Linked DNA regions of Mus musculus: region 2 is linked to region 1. The links are chromatin loops, found by intact Hi-C in ENCODE. Cell type or tissue: heart. All regions are shown on one strand.

Region 1 (5,000 bases):
CCTCTGCCTCAGTTCCTGCCTCCAGGCTCCTGTGCTGGCTTCCCTCAGTGATGAATGTCTTGAAAGTTAAGATAAATGCTTTCCTCCCTGGGGTGATGGTTTGAATGAGAACGGCCCCCACAGGCTCGTAGGTTTGAAGGCTTGATCCACAGTTAGTGAAACTGTTTGGGAAGGATTAGGAGGTATGGCCTTGTTGGAGGAGGTGTGTCACTGTGGATGGACTTTGCTGTCTCAAAAAGCCCATGCCAGGCCCAGTCTCTGTCTCTCTCTGTGTCTCTGTCTCTGTCTCTCTGCCTCCAACCTCCAGATCAGATGTAAACTCAGCTACCACTCTAATGCCTGCCTGCCTGCCTGCCTGCTGCCTGCTGCCCTGCTTCCCACCATGGCAAACATGGACTAACCCTCTGAAACTGGAATCAAGCCCCAGTTAAACACTTTCTTTTCTATGGCTTGGTCATAGTGTTTCCTCACAGCAACAGAACAGTAACTAAGTCACCCCTCTCCCCAGTTGCTTTGGCAGTGGTGTTTAATCACAGTAATAGAATCCCTAAGTAAAACACCATCCACACCACTTCGGTATCCTAGGTAATGAACTCTGGAGCATCTTCCCTCCAGTCTGACAGGCCTAAAATCTAGAGTGAAATCAACTTCGGCAGTTGTGGCAGCAGCTAACGCTCAGGCATTCACTCAACAAACACTTACTGAATTCTGACTCTGCTGAAGATGTCGTAGATATGGCCATGCACAGAAGACACATAGAGCCCTGTCTTCACGGAGCCCAAGTTCTGAGGGGCAACTGTTGCATGTTCAGGGGTGCAGGCACCACTAGCAGCACCTTCCATGGCTGAGCTCATTTGTCCCTCACACTGACTCTGACCTAGACTGCTCTGACACCCAACTTTCAGATGAGTGGGGAGGACTCACAGCAACCAACTTGTGTGGAATCACGTCAGCAGCCCCAGCTCCACACCACTATATATATATATATATATATATATATATATATATATATATATACACACACACACACACGCACACACACACACACATATATATAGTACTGGCTGGTTTGGGGTGTCATCTTGACACAAGCTGGAGTTATCACAGGGAAAGGAGCCTCCCTTGAGGAAATGCCTCCATGAGATCCAGCTGTAAGGCATTTTCTCAATTAGTGATGGGGGGGAGGGGAGGGCCCATTGTGTCTTGGGTTCTATAAGAAACACTATGAGCAAGCCAGGGGAAGCAGGCCAGTAAGGAACATGGCCTCTGCATCAGCTCCTGCTTCCTGACCTGCTTGAGTTCCAGTCCTGACTTCCTTGGAGATGAACAGCAGTATGGAAGTGTAAGCCGAATAAACCCTCTCCTCCCCAACTTGCTTCTTGGTCATGATGTTTGTGCAGGAATAGAAACCTTGACTAAGATGTGTGTGTGTGTGTGTGTGTGTGTGTACACATACATATATTTGTGTATATATATACATATATATATATGCACATATATATATATACATGCACATTGTTTTACGATCTTTCCTTTCTTCTGCGGCCATGCCATCCTGAGGAAGACCAGGAAACATTCCGGAGCCACGTGAGCCACAGCGGTCAGGGTCCCATATGTAAGCACCACGAGCACCCAGATGATGCTGGAGGCACGAATCACCACAGGATCAACTTTGACAAATATCATCATCCAGGGTACTTTGGGAAAGTTGGTGTGAGGCATGACCACTTCAAGAAGTTTCATAGCTTCTGCCCAATCGCCAACCTGGATAAATTGTGGGTGCTGGTCAGTGAGCAGACATGGGTCAATGCTACAAAACAAACAAACAAACAAGACAGCAGCTGCTCCCGTATGTGGTGTCCAATCAATCCGGCAACTTGTTCTAGGAAAGGGAAAGCTCCCTAGGCAGCTGTCATCATGAAGGCCAAATTCCTCGGCAGAAGAGCTGAAGAGAAGATAAAGGATGTTGGAGGTACCTGTGCTCTGGTGGCTTGAAGCCACCCAGGGGGTTAATTAAATGCTAATATTAAAAAAAATCTCTATGGGAACACATGTTGTAAATCGTCCTGGAATTTTTTACCTCATCCAACTATTGGTTGCTGTGGGGGTTTTTTTTTGTTTGTTTGTTTGTTTTTTTTTTTGAGACAGGGTTTCTCTGTGTAGCCTTGACTATCCTGGAACTCACTGTGTAGATCAGGCTGGACTCGAACTCACAGAGTTCGGACTGCCTCTGCCTGGGATTAAAGGGTTGCACCGCTCCTTCCTGTTCTTTAGAGTCTTCAATGAAGGGCTGGTTTCCCTTTCCTGTGTCCCCTTCGTTTTCCAAGTCTTTCTGGCTGCCTCAGATACCAGGACAAGTCTTTTGTATTCATAATTCGTGGAGTGCAGGGAGGTGAGGAGTCCAACCACGGGATCAGTGTGGCTTGAAACCTACTGTGTGGCCTTATTGTTACTTCATACTCCCGGGGTGGCTCTTGGGAAATAGCTGAGATTTCCAGACCGAGGCAAGTCTGTTGTTCTCTGGAACCTGGGAGGGAAGGAAAAGGGGAGCCTAGAGGGCCGGCGTGGGTCAGGTAGGCCATCTATAACTGTGGGATCCTCTTCTTCCTGGTGAGGGCCCAGGCTAGTATTTCTGGAACAACCCTGTTGCAGGACCCACAGTGATCACTATTTAGGAAATGTGTCTGCAAACAGTGTTGGGAACACCACAGGAGGAAGAGGCCGGAGTAGAAGATGAAATTATTCCTTGCAGTGCGGAGCTGTGATTTCCTAGCCCCTCTGGGCAGGATGTGCAATGCACTGTCCCTGTCCCATACACCTCAGGTCTTGGATTTCCCAGCCCAGATTGTGGCCGTTCCCTCACACTGCAGGCTTTGGCGCCCCCTGCCGGCCCCGGAGAGCCGTGCCACGCTCCGAGTCCCAGCGATGCCAGAAGGGCATGTCACTGCTGGGGCAGGATTAAGTCACTAGAAAGAAAGGAAATGAGTCACCACTCTTCGCAGCTGGGGGCGGCCTGGGGAGAGTGTCGAGATAAGGATACAGGAACTAGGGACAATGGCGGGAAGTGAGAGGAATGTGGGCCCAGGACAGCCTTCAGTACCCTCTGCACCCTGGACCAGCAAGGGAACCCTCCGAGGGAGGCAATAGGGGTGGGACGGGCTGAACCTTGGGTTGTTGGAAGAGAATGGGACAGAGGACAGCCCAGGGCGCCCATATCATCTTTCCCACATCCATTGAACTTCCTAAAAACCTTAGCTAGACTTCCTGAGAACTCCTGTAAGGCCCTTAGCATAAGACACAAACTGTAAGAACACCCCAACACTCGCCAGGGAACATGGGCAGTGTAAACATGGGTCGTGCTATTTCCAGCTATGGAGTCTATTTTCCAGAAGGAAAGTGTTCCCTCAGTAGTAAAGATCTCTGTAGTCCTTGCCCGGGGATTTAGGAGAGTTGGCCTTCGACCTCAAAATAGCTCTGGTCCCATCTGGATTAAGATGTCTGACAGCAGGCCCACAATTTGAAGTTGGAAAGTCTGTTCCAAACCAGTTGTCCGTTCCTTAAGTCCTGAATGTTCCTTCGTTAAGTAGTCATCCCTTTGTCCTGAAAAAATAAGATAACTTTATGTTCTATCTCAGACAAGAAGGGCTTTCCATGTGACCTTCCAAGGTGGCCCACTCGAGTTGCCCCTCATGTCTCAGGTGTGTGTGTTGAGTTCCCTCAGTAGGTCTCTACTTCCTGGAGGGCCTTTCCTCTGTTGTTCCTTTGAGCCAGAATTGAGACAGTCACCAGTGGAACTGGGTCTGCTAGAGAGTCATGGCCAGTGGGCAATTGGAGAAGAAGTAATGGACCCACCAGGAAATATCCCACTGGAAAGAGAAGAGCAGAAATTATTTTCACATATGAACATGTCTGGGCCTGCCAAAGGGGTGCCTAGAGTCCTCCAGTCCCTTAGGTGATGATTCTCCCAGAAGACATCTGTCTTGTCTGTCTTGTCCTACTCATTCCAGCCCACAACCCTGTCACGTGGGTGAGTCTACCAAGTGTCTCCTGAACACTAATGGTAAGTTTCCCATGGGACAAGAGAGCATTGTGGGATCTTCTCCCCTCTGGTGGTCTCAGCAGTGCGGGGCCACGATGACTCAGGGAACAGAGCTGCATCTAATCAGTCCAGATCTCCTTAGGATTTTGATAGGCGTCCCTGAGGCTGTCACCAGTCCCCTCCCTTCCCCAGATGGCCCCCTGTGCACACAGTACCCAGTATGCATATTCCGAGTCCACACAGATCTTTATGCTTTTTCCTCTGCTGGGCTTCAGAGCTCTTGTCTGAGCTGAGTTCAGGGGGTTTCAGTGTCAGCCAGAAGGGATTTCAGTCTCAAACTGTCTTCACAGCATATCCCAATCTTCTGATTCCATCCTGAACAAATGAATTCCCAGCCCTAAACAACTGGACATTGGAACTCTGCAGAGAGTGATCCTTAGGAGCTGGCCTGCATAGACGCTGCATAGCCTGCATAGTTGGCAGCAGAAGTGCTCAAGGCCTGCCTCTTCAGGGAGGAGAGCAGCAGGGTTGAGAGAGAGCTGGGCTTTAATGTGCCACTTCAGGAACTTCCAGGAGAACAGCCTGGAACTTCATTCTATCTGGCAACCGTAACTGTCTCTTTTAATTAAAATTAAGTATCCTCCTGAAATCAAGGGGGTATAAACTCTTGAGAGGCTGTCCCAAGGTCTGCTGTGTGCCTCAGGGGTCAGGAGTTCCATGACCACTGTGGATCTCAAACATCCGGTCTATCTGAGCCACTGAGTAGGGATTACTTACTAAGGTATCCTATCTGCTGGAGTGCCAGTCTAGTCTGAGCTAGGAAGGTATCCTATCAGCTGGGGTGCTGGTCTAGCCTGGGATAGGAAGGCTCTCTGTTGGTTTATATTTTATAGTTTGAAATTTAGAATACTCCAGATTCTTCCAGAACTCAGACTATATTTCCCTTCTCTCGTGCTTTTCC
Region 2 (5,000 bases), 360 kb before region 1:
GCCTCTGGCTCCTGAGTGATAGGATTACATGTGTACACACCACATCTGTCTAAGAAAAGACAAATATTAATGGTGGCAGAGACACAGCTCCACGCTGTCACTCACAGCAGTCCCAGAGTTCTTTATAGAGATCTCCATTCAAACAGATCTAGAATACTTAGCAGAAAGGAATTTTAGGACAAGTCAAGTGTGAAGCAGTGTTGGAGCTCACCAAGACACTCCTGCCATCCCCCTTTAGACAGGGTTTCTCTGTGTAGTCCTGGAATTTGCTTTGTAGACCAAGCTGGCCTTGAACCCAGAGATCTGTGCTTGACTCTGCCTCCAGAGTGCTGTCACTAAAGGCATGCACCACCATGCCCAGCTCATTCAGATATTTTTAATGTTGATTTTAGGGTAAGGGAAATAAACACCAGGAAGAAAGCAGGCAGAGTTGCTTATTGCTCTCATGGCCTGCTAAGTGTTATGAAATATAATGTGGAGGCAGTGGGAGTGAGTGTGGGTACCTGGTGGGTCCATGCCAAAGTCTCCGTGTCCCACTGAGAAATCTTGACATATGACAGGACCTAGTATAAGGGAGGTTTATTGACAGGGAAGGTAGGGGATCGGGGACCTGGAGAAAGGGTAGAGGCAGGCAGAGCCTCGAGGGCAGAGAAAGTGGGGATGAAGGACAGAAAGAGAGAGGCTAGTGGAAACAGAGAAAGAAAGAGAATGGGGGGGAAGAGAGAGAGAGAGGGAGATTGAGAGGGAGGGGTGGGTGGGGCAGGGGGAGAGTAGCAAGCAGTCCTCTTTATTATATATTGTCACACCTGACTAGCACCTGGCAGGCAATGGTGGCAGGTGATGACACTAACTATTGCTAAGTCGCTGTCAGGAGGAGCCTAGCAGAACAGTCTGTAAGCCCACACTTGGGAGGCACAGGCCAGAGGATCAGAAGATCACAGCACATAGATGGTACTCATGCATGCAGACAAAAACACTCATACACAGAAAATGAAAATAAAAAAATTTTTAAAAAAACCCTAGGAAATCTTGATTTCTTATAAATCTGGTACCTTCTTTCTACCCCTAACCCAGTAAGGCCTGGTACAAAAGAGAACAACAACTTGTTAGAAAGAAATATAAAATGATTTGGTTTCTTTTATAAAGTGAAAAGCCATTCATTTCTCCGAGCTGGAATCTGTTGTAAAGCCAAGATCACAGGACAAATCAAAGTATTTATTATGATTATTTTCTCATTATTATTGAGACAGAGCCTTATGTATCCCAGGTTCCTCTCAACCTTTCTGTGTAGCCGAGGAACCCACTTGCTGCCTTAGCTACATGAGACCCTAGGAACAAGCCTTCTAGCATTTGGCGGGGACATAAAACATATGGCTTCTACATGAACACACATGATGCTTAGCCAACAGGATAACTGTAAACTGAAGTTCCCAGAAAAGAGAAGCCACATCCATGTTAAAGATTCTCCAAGGTCGATCAGCTGATTAACTTATGGAGGTTGGAGTGTTAAAGATCTAGAATAATTACATAATTAACTCTCTGATCTCTCTCTCTTTTTCTTTTAGATTTATTTATTATTATAACTAAGTACACTGTAGCTGGATCCCATTACAGTTGGTTGTGAGCCACCATGTGGTTGCTGGGATTTGAACTCAGGACCTTCAGAAGAGCAGTCAGTGCTCTTACCTGCTGAGCCATTTCGCCAGCCCTTATTTGATCTTTCTTAATGTCCCATGATAGCCATTGGTTGCCAAGCTCCACCTGAGCTGATGTCCTTGCTATTCTCAGGTAAAACTTCTGAAATGTGTTCTTAGTATTAACTTCCACCAACCCCAAAGCTAAGAATGCCCTCTGATAGCATCAGCGGGTTGGTGTTTGTGCTCTGGTGTAACCTGCCTGCCAGATCCTGTTGTCTATGTACTTAGAAAGTACCTTGATTTGTAACTTTCTTTTGTTCTATAACTATACATATTTCATGGCATTTGTGATGACCTGAGTCCCTGGGCCATGGTCACTTATATTTGGCTCAAGGATAAAGTGTCTTTTGTTCCCTTTGAGACTAGAGTCGTGTTTTGTGTCCACTGGGGCTACAGTAGGGGACTGAGGAGTGTGATGCGCTCTTGGCAGTGAACCTGAGGATGGAAGCGGCCTTCCTTTAAAGGGATCAGCAGCTGTGGCTGTGACCACTAGGTGGCAGCATGGAGGTGGCTTTGGCATGTGGTGGCTGAAGATGGGAGTCCTGAATTCTATTGAGGCGAGAAAAATGAAAGGAACTGGACTCAGTACCTGCTGACGATCTGAGTCTGACCACTACTGATCCCACGTGGGGAAGCACAATACGTTTAGGTGGAAGGCTGTCTTGGGTAATCACCCTCTTGAGCCAATACTTTAGAATAGGTTATATGAGTGGGGAAATTCTTTAAAAGCACCAATGTCACACTTGCTTAGAACTGGAGGTACAGACAGCTGGGAGCACATTGTGGATGCTGGGATTTCCAAATAATTAATAAAAATATGTGGGCTGGAGAGATGACTCAGTGGTCAAGAGCACTGATTGCTCTTCCAGAGGTCCTGAGTTTAATTCCCAGCAACCACATGGTGGCTCACAACCATCTGTAATGGGATCTGATGCCCTCTTCTGGTGTGTGTCTAAAGGCAGCTACAGTGTACTCATATAAACAAAATAATCTTTTAAAAGAAACTAAAAATATCTAATGTTTTGAAAAAAATACAGATTGCTCCCTGCCCCTAGAATACACCCTGTAATTTTGAACCAGTTACTTCAAATTTCCCTCAGAAACATCCAAGGATATCAGAATATTCTCCTTGGGGAGTGCAAATAGTGGAATACCACTCTGCAATCCAAAAACTATTGCTACATGCATCACCTTAGACAAACCCCCAAAGGCATTGTACTAAGTGGAAGGAGATATTCTCAGAAGGCTACATCTGCAGTGAGCCCGTTTCTGTGACCAGCTTGAGAACACTAAACTACTGTCATGGAGATGGTGGCTGACAGAGCTTGGGCTGGCAGCGCCGGGCAGTGGTGGCGCACGCCTTTAATCCCAGCACTTGGGAGGCAGAGACAGGCAGATTTCTGAGTTCAAGGCTAGCCTGGTCTACAAAGTGAGTTCCAGGACAACCAGGGCTACATAGAAAAACCTAAAACACACACACACACACACACACACACACACACACACACACAGAGCATGGGGCTGGCGAGTTGGCTCAGCAGTTAAGAGTGCCTACTGTTCTTGCAGAGGACCCAAGATCAGTTCCCAGGACCCACAGATGGCAGCTCATAACTGTGAGATATAAAGGAGACTCCAATTCTTCCACTCCACAAGGCAGTGGAAAGAGAGGCTCAGTCTGGAATACAGCAGGACTTCTGGTAGTTAGACAAAAGCCAGCATTCCTCAGGGATTTGTGAAGCTGGTTCCCTTATAACAAAAAACTATCTCCCTCATCGCTGACAGAAGGAACAAAAGGCTACCTGTGATGCTCATTAGCACAGCAGAGCACATGCTGGCCTCCAGGCTCCCTCAGGATCACAAGTACCTTTTATGCACTTCAAAGATAATGCTCTGCTGGCATCCTAGCCTTTCCTACCTCCTCCCCTCCCCTAACCTTCCTCCAGCTAACCGGCTTTCCTTTCCTCTCCCAGCTACTCATTCTCCTTAATACCCTGCTGTTTTTGAGTTTCTGTTTGTCTCTGTCTCTCTGTTTCTCTATCGCTCCTTCTCACTGTCTCTGCTCTCTCTCTCTCCCTCTCCCTTCACTCTCCGTGTGTGTGTGTGTGTGTGTGTGTGTGTGTGTGTGTGTGTGTCTGTGTGATGTATGTGTGTGTGCGCTTGTGTGTATGATGTGTGTGTTTGATGTGTGTGTGATGTGTGTATGTGATGTGTGTGTGATGTATGTGTGATTGTGTGTGTATCTGTGTGATGCGTGTGTGTGTGTGATGTGTGTGTGATGTATGTGCGATGTGTGTCTGTGTGATTGTGTGTGTGTCTGTGTGATGTGCGCGCGCGTGTGTGTGTGTGTGTGTGTGTGTGTATGTGTGTGTGTGTGTGTGTGTGTTGCTTCTCTCCTGGCCAGGTCCAGACTGCTGGCCATGTTCAGTCTACTTCTTTTCTTTCTGTTCTAGACTTTTCCAGGTGCTTCTGGATCTCACTCTCTCTAGCTCTCTCATCCACAATAAAAATTTTCCCTGTAACCATACTATGGGGTGGTCATGTTCTCCGTTTAAACATCTGGTATCCAAACCTGAGAGGGGCATAAATGGACCCCTACCAAGGGACCCACTTCTAGCTGAACCAAGCTGCTGGTTGGACCCTCCTAAGGTTCGGATCATCTGTTTCGTCTGGATTCTGCTGTTTACTGTATTATATTCAGCTCCAAAGTTTAGAGTCCACCTCCTTAGCTGGTTCTTCCCTCACCTGCTCTCTCCTGCTCCGTAGGTAACTGGGACCTGGGAGTTGCCTGCTCTGTCTCTGTCAGCTCCTGGAGCCTCCTCGCTCAGCTCCCTCTTGGACCTTACTTTGTTTCTAAAAAAGCCACATCAATGTGGAAGCATCTCTAGCCCTACTGGCCATCCCTCACAAGGAAAGGGACACCTCTCCTTTGTGGTTAGAGACATTTCTTTGTGACAAGTCCCTTGGCTCTGCTTGGGGACACCCAGATTGAAGCTCTTGTTGACACTTGCTCCTCTGTCCCTCCAGGAGCTTGCTCTGTCCCTAACCCCCTTCTCTAATTCCCTTTCCTCTTTGGACTCAGAGCTTCCCCAGGCTTAAATGTCTTACTGCAAACAGTTGGTCCTCAGTACAGTCAATAGCTAAGATGGCACACTAGATGTTCAGAGTCTCACAGATTTTAACGATCTGCTAGGGCACAAGCAAATGATGCCAACAGCTCTTACCTAGAAACCTTTTCTGCTCTCTACTCTCAAAATGGACTCTACTGGATTGAGTTGGACAAGGAGCTGCCCCCACACCTTGCCC

What was found. Peaks named below come from ENCODE experiments on the same cell type or tissue, not always from the same donor. Only the 100,000 strongest peaks of a DNase experiment are listed, where the experiment ranks them.
Region 2: a loop joins it to region 1, with 3 times the contacts of the local background. A loop is called at or near these places in 10 of 42 quality-filtered maps.

The regions. Positions count from the first base shown.
Region 1 is chr11:79,211,249-79,216,248 of GRCm38, forward strand. No RefSeq gene overlaps it. Among named protein-coding and RNA genes, the nearest start is that of Gm30470, 11 kb to the right of the region's middle. In heart, no CTCF peak of the experiment used is centred here; a DNase peak (open chromatin) is centred at 2,963; H3K27ac peaks cover 2,356 bases.
Region 2 is chr11:78,854,244-78,859,243 of GRCm38, forward strand. No RefSeq gene overlaps it. Among named protein-coding and RNA genes, the nearest start is that of Lyrm9, 30 kb to the left of the region's middle. In heart, a CTCF peak has its summit at 2,191 (motif pointing right); a DNase peak (open chromatin) is centred at 2,198; H3K27me3 peaks cover 1,017 bases.